Linked DNA regions of Homo sapiens: region 1 is linked to region 2. A link is a loop called in an ENCODE intact Hi-C map of the cell type or tissue named here. Cell type or tissue: PC-3. All regions are shown on one strand.

Region 1 (5,000 bases), 430 kb before region 2:
TTTATGCCAGTCTTTTGTAAATAGTATCAGATTATTTACAGTCCAATCTGATGATTTCTATACTCCAATCAAAAATATTAATACATTTATATTTCTTGTGATTACTAAAACATACCTACATACATATATATGCATAGATATAATCCATTCCACATATATATGTGTGTGTGTAAAGGAATTCTCCTCCTTTCTAAGGAGGAGAATGGCAATATATGATTAATGAAGACCATTAGCACAAAAGAAGATCAGAAAGAAGAAATAAAAAAGAGAATAAAGAAAAAGCAAGAAAAATAGATCATAGGAAGAGAATTTATATATACACACACACACACACACACACACACACACACACACATACACTCTCTTTGGATATACACACACACATATATATGTATATGTGCAGTAATCTTCTGAATTTATATATATGTAGGTATGTTTTAGTAATCATAAGATTACTACACATATACATATATAGTGTGTGTATGTATATATATCCAAAGGTGATATATATATATATATATATATCTCCATTCTCTTACTATGAACTCTGTATTTTTCTTGCATTTTCTTTATTCCCTTTTTTATTTCTTCTTTCTGATCTCCTTTTGTGTTAATAGTCTTTATTAATCATATATTGCCATTCTCCTCCTTGGAAAGAGACACCCTGAATCTCAATATCTTAGTTCAAATATTGAAACTTTTAGTATTCATCCTTTAATTCTTAATTTTAGTTGTATATGTTTTTATTTCTCAGTTTAGCTCTAATTTTTATAGTTTTGACTACTGCTCACTCTCCCTCTTGGAAATTATCTTCTCATGACTTGTTATATATGTGTGTGTGTGTATATATATGTATACATATACACATATATATGTGTGTCTCTGTGTTTATATATACATATATATGTGTATATATATATATATGTGTATATATATATATATATATATATATATATAGAGAGAGAGAGAGAGAGAGAGAGAGAGAGAGAGAGAAACAGTTATATTTCCCCACCTCCAGTTTTTTATATCTTTCTAATTTCTACCAATAATTCTGGTCATATACCTCTAGTACTGCTACTCTCAATTTTATTATTTTATTCTACATATTGTACATTTGATGGCCTTCATTACTATTCTTTTACTTGACCAAAGTCAGTTTATTTTCAGTCCCTTGGGGAATGCCTCAATATTTCTCATACATCAAAGCACTCTATTTTCTGATTCTGGGCCTGGAGCCCCTCAGTGTGTGATACAGTTTCCTACATTTTTTGCCTGGCATTGAATGTTAGATAGGCAGTCAGAGCCTGTGCTTCCTTTTCACTCAAATCTATCTTTTGGACTCCACCACCAAAAAATGTGCTCTTTCATATATTAACTAGGCTGTCCATGCTATTCAATCCAACCGAAGCTTTCCTGGCAAAAACTGTCTTGGCAGCAATGGACATTTTTTAACTGTGTTTTTTTTCTTTTTTAAACATGTTTCTCTCTTGGTTCCAGTGGCACAACGCTTTGATAGTTTACTTTGACCTCCTGGAATATGCCACCGTGCCTGACGGCCAACAACTCACTTGCCATCACAGTCCTGGGCCGGCAGGTGCTGTAGCTCATGCCTTGAAATTCTAGCACTTAGGGAGGCTGAGGGGGGTGGATCACTTGAGCTCAGGAGTTTGAGACCAGCCTGTGCAATATGGTGAAACTCCATCCCTACAGAAAAAAAAAAAGAAAAAGAACAAATTAGCAGGGCCTGGTGGCGCATGCCTGTAGTCCCAGCTACTTTGGGGACTCTGGTGGGAGGACCGCCTGAGCCCAAGCAGTCAGGGCTGCAGTGAGCTGAGATCGCGCCACTGCACTCCAGCTTGTGTGACAAAGTGAGATCCTGTCTCAAAAATAAAAAAAATCTCCTGGGCCTTTCCTCCTGGCCATTTCTGTAGAGCTGGCCCAACCAGCAATATCATGGAATTTTAGACTTTTCACCTATTAATAGATTTGGCTGAAGCAACACATCACAAAGAGTCCAAAGCACTATGTATTGTATTCCAGCAGTGAGGGCAAGGTATTTCCCTATGGGGTCAACTGTAACCAATGAGAAGCAGGAGATAGGAAGGAGATTGGCACATAATTTCTCTCTAACTTTTCTCCTATTTACCACTATGAGGCCTGAGTGCACCTTGCAGTCTGAGCAGAGATGTTTTCCCTGTGGGCCAAAGAGCACATTTGTGAGCCACCTGTAGAAATGAGTCAGTTCTGGGTCATCTGTCAAATAGCAGGCAGCAAATTCATGCCTCACGATACAATTGTTTGCATTTTCCTTTATCTCACTTTTTGTTTGTCACAACAATGCCCTAAATTCTCACCCACTTTGATGGTTAATATTGAGGGTCGACTTGATTGGATTGAAGGATGCAAAGTATTGATTCTGGGTGTGCCTGTGAGGGTGTTGCCAAAGGAGATTAACATTTGGTCAGTGAACTGGGAAAGGCAGACCCAGCCTCAATCTGGGTGGGCACCATCTAATCAGCTGCCAGCACAGCCAGAACAAAAGCAGGCAGAAGAACGTGGAAGGACTAGACTGGCTTAGCCTCCCAGCTTACATTTTTCTCCCATGCCGGATGCTTCCTGCGCTCGAACATCAGACTCCAGGTTCTTCAGCTTTGGGACTCAGACTGGCTTCCTTACTCCTCAGCTTGCAGATGGCCTATTATGGGACTTCACCTTGTGATTGTGTGAGTTAATACTCCTCCTTAATAAATTCCTCTTTATATCTTTATACCTACATCTATCCTATTAGTTCCATCATTCTAGAGAACCCTAATACACCCCCTAAATAAATTATGAGCCTCTTTATTTTCTTCCATTTCTGTTTTCTAGAGGATAAAAGCTAAGATCTTGTCTTGTTGTAGATCATAATATGATCAAGTATCTAGATATGGCGTCTGGAACATAATAACTACTGTGTTACCTTTTGCTGAATGATTGACTTAATATGTGTTTGGAGGTTAGAGAAATAGGCAAAAAGTTTAAAAAAGCAGCACCTAATATGCCCTTGGATGTTTTTATGAGCTGGCTGCTAACAAGCATGCTAAAATATTGTTTTAGTTAATCTTCATCACAACACTATGAATGTGATTTTTTAAATCTCTGTTTTATGGATGAGAGTTTGGTAGCTTAGAGAGGTTAACGTGACCTACATAAGGCTACACAACTCATGATTGATAGAGTTGGGAATTGTGCACAAGAAATTTCATGTTCTTCTGCTATTTGGTGCTATTTTAGAGGCTTATCTTTATTCCTTATGACTCTGGGTTGGAAATACATGACTGAAAATTTTTCATAGACATTGACACAAAATACTCCCATGGCTTAGAAAAAGTCATTTCTCCCCCTCTGCTGTTCTCTACCACTTAATATGATATATTAAAAGAAGAATCTTTGGAGAAAAGGAGAAATTGCTTGCCATTTACTTACTCTGTGACCTTGGGCAAGTAACTGAGACACCCAGGGCCACTGTTTTCTTAACGCTAACAAGAAGAAAATAAAAACTACCTTAGGAATTTGTTGCCAACGTTTTAATACACATTATAAATCTTCAATAACATCCTACCCTGTTCCTTTATAATGCATTTCTTGGCTTTCTTGAAATAAAGGAAAGTATAATTTTGCTCAATGTGAAATAGAGTTAGAACAAGTTAGAGTGTAACTTAAAACAGTGAATATTTCAAAGGTTATAAATGGCTTTCAAATTCACCACAAGATATATTTTGCCCCAGAATGTTTTAATTTATTTAAAATGTATTTGCATTTCCTCAATGCATGTGTTCATTAAAACCAAATTAAGAAATTTTAAAACTACAGTGCTAAGAACTGATTATTCCAAGTTGAGTAAGGCAATTTTTACTTTGTGAAGTTCAAAGACATGTGCTGAGAAGCTCTGCAGTAAAGTGAAGTGTAACAGATCAGGTATAAGTGGGAAGAATTGTGGAAGCACGAAATGAATTTCAAGTTAAGTAGCAAATCTAACCCCGCTCAGAAATGACTTCCTATCTTTCTGTACCTTGTTTTCTTTCATCCTTCAGCACTGGCTTCAAATCTGCTGACTATGAAATATGTCTGCTGCTTGAGAAACATATGCAATGTTGTTTACTCCTATGATCTTGTGTAATATGCATGATTTCTCCCACTTTTTTATCTTGTTTTTGGCGTGGTTTTAATGGACAGTGTTGTTTTGCTTCAAGCCTCGCTGTCTATGTCACATATGAACAAAAGACATTACAGTTATTTAATTGTGGTTACAAAACATGTATCCCATTCCTTATACTATGTACATTTTCTAGCTCATATTTGTGTCTTCAAAATATATCTGATGGAGAAATAAATGAATGTGTAATTATCCAGTTGTATTATTGTGTGTGCATTTCTTTGTTTTTTCTTACATTTATATCATACTGAAAACACTATTTTACTCTGTCATGTATGGAACACATCAAGGGGTGCTTTGCAACAAAATGTGGGTACAAATAACCCAAAATATTTAGCTGATTTTGTGAGTAAAGAATTTTGGTAGACTTTGCAATGCATTAGAATCTGGGAATAAGGTCTTTTAACCTAGAGCAGATACATGATTCCCATCATGCAACTTGGTAACTGCACCCCTTGCAGCTGACAGGGATTGTTTTTGTGGTACTATAACACATCTACTCCCATTCTCTGGCTGGCCTGAGCCAAATTTACTTTAGTCCCATATGAGCCAATGTTTACTCCTGTGAGTTACATCATAGTTGTTACCACCGTGTGTGGTCTCACTCATTCTCTTCTGCGAAACTCCAAGACACAAATAATTTGAAGATCGGTTCTAATTCACCTTCCTCTATTATCGAAGAGTATTTGTAACTATTGTCCACCTTAATTTTTCCCATTTATTCATGTATTCAATCACATATAATGCACTTACCATGTTCTAGGCACTGTACAGTTCCCTGGAGATACAGCAGTTAGTTAACCAG
Region 2 (5,000 bases):
TCCTCCACAAATATACTGATATTTAGCATTATTATTCTTCAATTAGATTCCAACTTAAGAGATAAACACATATTTTACATTTAGTTCAATCATATTTTCTTTGATTAGAATTTGCATCCATATATTCTGTATATGACTATACTTGTCTATCTATGTATTTATGCATCTATCAATCTATCATCTATCATCTCTCTAGTCTTCATTGCAAAGTGCATGATAATATTTCCCACCCACTTGTATCTTCCACTGCTTTTATTTACTATTGATTTAAATAAACTCTTGCATTAGTGATTAAAACTTTGTATGTCATAAATGTGTCTCTTTTTTTCTCAATTTTTAGTTACCTTTTAATTTTGCTTATTGATTATTATTTAACGCTCAAAGTTAAAATATTTGTTTGGCTAAATCAGTCAACCTTTTCCTTTATAGTTTTTGTGTTTGGTGGTAAAGATGAATTTTAAAGCAAAAGTTTTTCTTTTCGATAAACTTTCATTAAGCACTTACCGTAGCTTAGGAACACAGAGAATCAATTAAGTGCTTGTCCGGCATGCAATTTCAACCAAGTTGTGGAGATAGAAATGCAAATGTACATTCACACAACATTAAGAAATATTTTATCAACAGCAATCTACCAATAAATGCAAATTGATATGGTGCAAATTGAGAACATATGTGCTGAGAATAAAGGAATGTGTAATTGAATGGAACTTCTCAAGGGAGGGAAATTAGAGATAATAAAAATCCAAGGCTTTCAGAATTTTTATGACATCTTTTTGTCAGTGATTCTTCTATGCATCTATGAATTATTCTACTTTGCATATATTTGAAGAAGCTGGATCTTGCTATATACATTTTACATATTTCTTCTAGGACAAGAGGAGTTGAAGTTGATATGTTATAAATGCTTAAGCATAAATGCAATTTTCAGCATTATTTTTCTGGGAAATTGAAAGTGAGACAGGAATGGTTAGGAAATAAGAATTAATTATTTTCTTTACTAGCCATGAATGCACTCTACACCTTCAAATCCAGCTATGCCTTACCACCCTGTTGTCACCTAGTACTTTTGAAGTTTCATTTCAGAAGTAAAGGTATAATAAGAGAGAAAATTATGGAAGTGGTGATAGTATTGTGAGGTTATCAAAGGAATAACAACCACAAAATAAGGAAATAGAACTGCTCATTTTCACTTTCAAATATATACCTAATAATCTAGTTATTATTGGAAGTTTGATGCTCATTTTGAGTACGAATTTAAAAACCTCAGTTTTGGAGAAATATGTTAGTGAAATTTTCTCAATACTTCGTAGTTAAAACTTGATTTTGTTCTAATGCCTTAAAATGACTTCCTGGGAGCTGTTTCTGCTCTCTCTCTCTCTCTCTCTCTCTGCAGTTGTCCTCAACACTCATCACTGATATAAAATGAAAAAAGGAAGAAGTGATGACATTGTAACCATGGTTTTCCCTATAGTTCCTGTGTCTGCTGTGCATTTTACCTTCTAATTTTCCTAGAGTTGGATTTTAAATGATCCAGTTCTAAAGCACAATTTTCACTAGTACTTGAAATATCTCTCTTGAATACTTAACTTCCATATTACTCTGATGAGCAAGACAGGCCATGTTAGGGAAAACCCTCAAGTGAATTCATGTTCCTTTCTTAAACCAAAAAAATTCAAATCACGTTTCCCTTCCTTGGGAGTGAATCTACTCCATACTAAGGTACGTGCAAAGCAGAACTTTTCAAGATAAAAATGTATTCAGAACCCATAAAACTATTTTTTTATATTTATATCTTTTCTTCTTTCTCAAAGTTCATGGTCTACAGTTTTTTTTCTCCTCTTCCCCAAACATACAATGAAAAAGTGAAAAAAGACTTTTGTAACTATGAGGTTGCAAATTCACTGAAGAACCAAGTCATTATTCATTTCAGCATGTCTCTTTCGTGATGACTAATGTATGCAATTCCATCATTACCAATAAACATTGGTCCCATGTTGAATTTTAGTTTTTTATAAGATAGTATGCAACAGTAAAACAATTCTCAGTTAAGGAAACAGAAGACTAACATTCTGAGAAATGAAAATAAATAAATTTTAAGAAAAACCTTCTAATTTTTGAAAGTAATGTTAGTGCAGGATCTGTGTATGAAGTTATAGAATAAACAACACTGGAATTGTTATATAGGGTAGTATACAAATATATAGCCCTTAGGAAAAAAAAATATTCTTGCTCTTGGCTCCTGCTGACTAAACACTATTTGCCATTTTGGTCTTATTTCTGGTAACTAAACTCTTGAAATCAATGGTCCATTTAATTTTAACTCTTTTCTGTTTCTGAAAAACCCTACACCTGCCCACCTACACTGTGTTCTACCTAGCACACTTTTTTGTTTCCCTTTAATTATTTAGTTCCTGCTTAACCTATTAGTTTGGTATTTCAGGATCTTGAGCCTTCGAATCTGGGTCCGTTCCCATTCCCATTGCACCCTCTGGTGGCCATCTCCATATCCATCTTAGTTAATTAAGCCAATTTTGATTAATTCCATACTCTTACACTGGTGGCAGGTTGGTTCAGAAAAAGGCAACTGATGCGATTCTAACCAGTAGAACCAGAAGTAAATTCTACAGGAAGCCGCCTAAGGAAAGTTTTCTTATTCACAAAATAGAGTCACAGGAAACTGTAGTATCTCCTCTATTTTCCAAAATGCACTATTATTATCACTGTTGCTGCTGCTGTTGATGTTGTTTAATTTTGTTTTGTTTGACATAGTTCTGCATCTGCTATTACCATAGTTATAACAGCTTAACATTAAAATTTTTTTAAATGGAAAACAGAGACATGAGAAGAAAGTCTGTTTCTGTTCGCTTTGTGACATCAATGAATCAGCCGGTGTTAGAGGTCAACTTCAGCAGTCATTTTACATTTATTTTGTCCATCCAGAATGTGAATTGCCTTCTATGTTTGCAGACACTTCCGCTTCTTGAAAAACAGCCTGAAACTCGTTATGAAATCTGAAATGCCTTATATTCACTTTCCTACCCCTCCTTGTGTTGGAAGACATTTCCCCATGGATTTCTTGCATTCCTACATAGTCTGAGTACTCTGAGTAAAAGCATTTACGGCCAATCATTGTATATGGAAACATTCCAAAACAGTAAAGTATATTTTTTTGGAGGATTTTTTTTACATCTCAGGATAACAAACATAGAAAATCCTTTCCCTTCTCCCCCAAAGATATTTGCTTATATTCTAGATTAAACCGAATATTCCAGTCTCTCTTTTTCTCTTTGGAGGGGAGGATCGGCAAGACATCAGGGGCCCTACCTAAAATCAGAGTTTCCTAATTTTGAGGATTTTTTTCCTGTGATGTATTCCACTGAATGTACACATAACATCTGGCTCTCATTGTGTTGCCCTGTGTGAACTGATGTACAGAGAACCAACATAAGATAAATGGTCTTTGTTTCTGACTAAGGAGTCATCTGTATTATATTAGCCTGCTAAGGTTATATATTCAACAAAGCAGAACGGATTCAGCATGGCAGCGTGGTCTGTGTTTTCTGTGGCAGACTGACTTGGTAGTTTACAATAGAGTAAAATCACAGATCTTTTACAGTCTTAGTTAGACTTCATACTTAGAACCAGTGTATTGTCACATGACTTTGAATTCAACAATTGGCATCGCTTGCCCTATATTTTCAACTGGAAATATTGATATGAAAAATCAGGTACCATGCTGAAATTATAAACGCATTGGTTGAATTCTCCAGCATCCATCGGTGGTTATGTCTGCAGTGCTGTCTGCCCACACTGTGCCTATGGGCTTTGTCAACCCTGGGGATTCTAGTAAACATAAGTCAGCTCGTGTCATTCCTAAGCTCTTCCCTACCGTAAAAGAATTTGTTATTCTCAGTAACACCTATTGCAGTTTTGTTTATTTCATTGTATAGTTTCTATGTTCCACACTGGAATGCAGTCTACAAAAAGGAAGGGATCGTATATCCCTCTGTCAACACATGATAGACTCTCAAAACTATTTCTGAGGAAATAAATATCAGGAATTTGAAGAAAAACATTATTGACTTTTAACAGTTTTTGAGGAAATTATCTATTGTGAGGAGTGTATAGATACTTTAGCATCTATAAATTAAAATTTTCACTCAAATATCTGAAGAATAAGTAGAAATGTTATTATGAAGAATAAAATATAACAATATAGAGAGTATATAAAAATTTTAGTGCTAAAGTGCCAGTATGATTAGCTGTTGCATTAGTTACCTAGCTGCACATAGATTATTCAAAAACTTAGCATCTTAAAACAGAAAACATTTCATTATCTCACACAGATTTTGTGGTTGGGGAATCCTGAAGTGGCTTAGCAGAGGAATTCTGGCTCCAAATCTCTCATGTGGTTGTCATGATTTGGTTGTGGCTGCTGTCATTTGAAGGCTTGGCTGTGGCTGGAGGATTCGCTTTCATGATGGGCTCACTCCCAGAACTACCAAATTAATCTGCCTGTTGGCAGGAGTACTCACTTTCTCATCATATGGACCTATCCATTGCAGTGTTGCAGTGTTGCAGTAGACTTAATCATAGCAGCAGCGTTCCCCCAAAGGGTGATCTGATAGAACAACGCAATACCAAAATGTCTTGTATGACTTAGCCTTGGAGTCATATTCTGTAATTTCCCTGGTATCATGTTGGTTACACCATTTAGCTTGATTCCACAATGGAAGGGACCTAACCAGGGCCTGACCACCACAAGGTGAGAATGGAGGGGGGCAACAATGGAGGCTGCTTACCACTGCAATAATGCCAGTCTTGGAAGTTCCACCTCCTACCAAGGAAAGCGTGGATCTTACAGGCTCTGTTAAGCATGTTTATATTAATTGACAAAGGGAATGACAAGGACAAGCCAAATAATGAGACTAGTGGATTTAGTTTTGTGGTATTATGTGAGATTTTTAATTTCTCTAGGCATTATTTTTCATTCCTACTTA

Evidence for each region. Hi-C counts contacts between places; a loop is a spot of excess contacts. Peaks named below come from ENCODE experiments on the same cell type or tissue, not always from the same donor. Only the 100,000 strongest peaks of a DNase experiment are listed, where the experiment ranks them.
Region 1: a loop joins it to region 2, with 8 times the contacts of the local background. A loop is called at or near these places in 3 of 110 quality-filtered maps.

Annotation. Positions count from the first base shown.
Region 1 is chr21:20,449,037-20,454,036 of GRCh38, forward strand. No RefSeq gene overlaps it. Among named protein-coding and RNA genes, the nearest start is that of LINC02573, 190 kb to the left of the region's middle. In PC-3, no CTCF peak of the experiment used is centred here; a DNase peak (open chromatin) is centred at 2,215.
Region 2 is chr21:20,880,183-20,885,182 of GRCh38, forward strand. No RefSeq gene overlaps it. Among named protein-coding and RNA genes, the nearest start is that of LINC00320, 80 kb to the left of the region's middle. In PC-3, CTCF peaks have their summits at 2,506 (motif pointing left) and 2,711; a DNase peak (open chromatin) is centred at 2,479.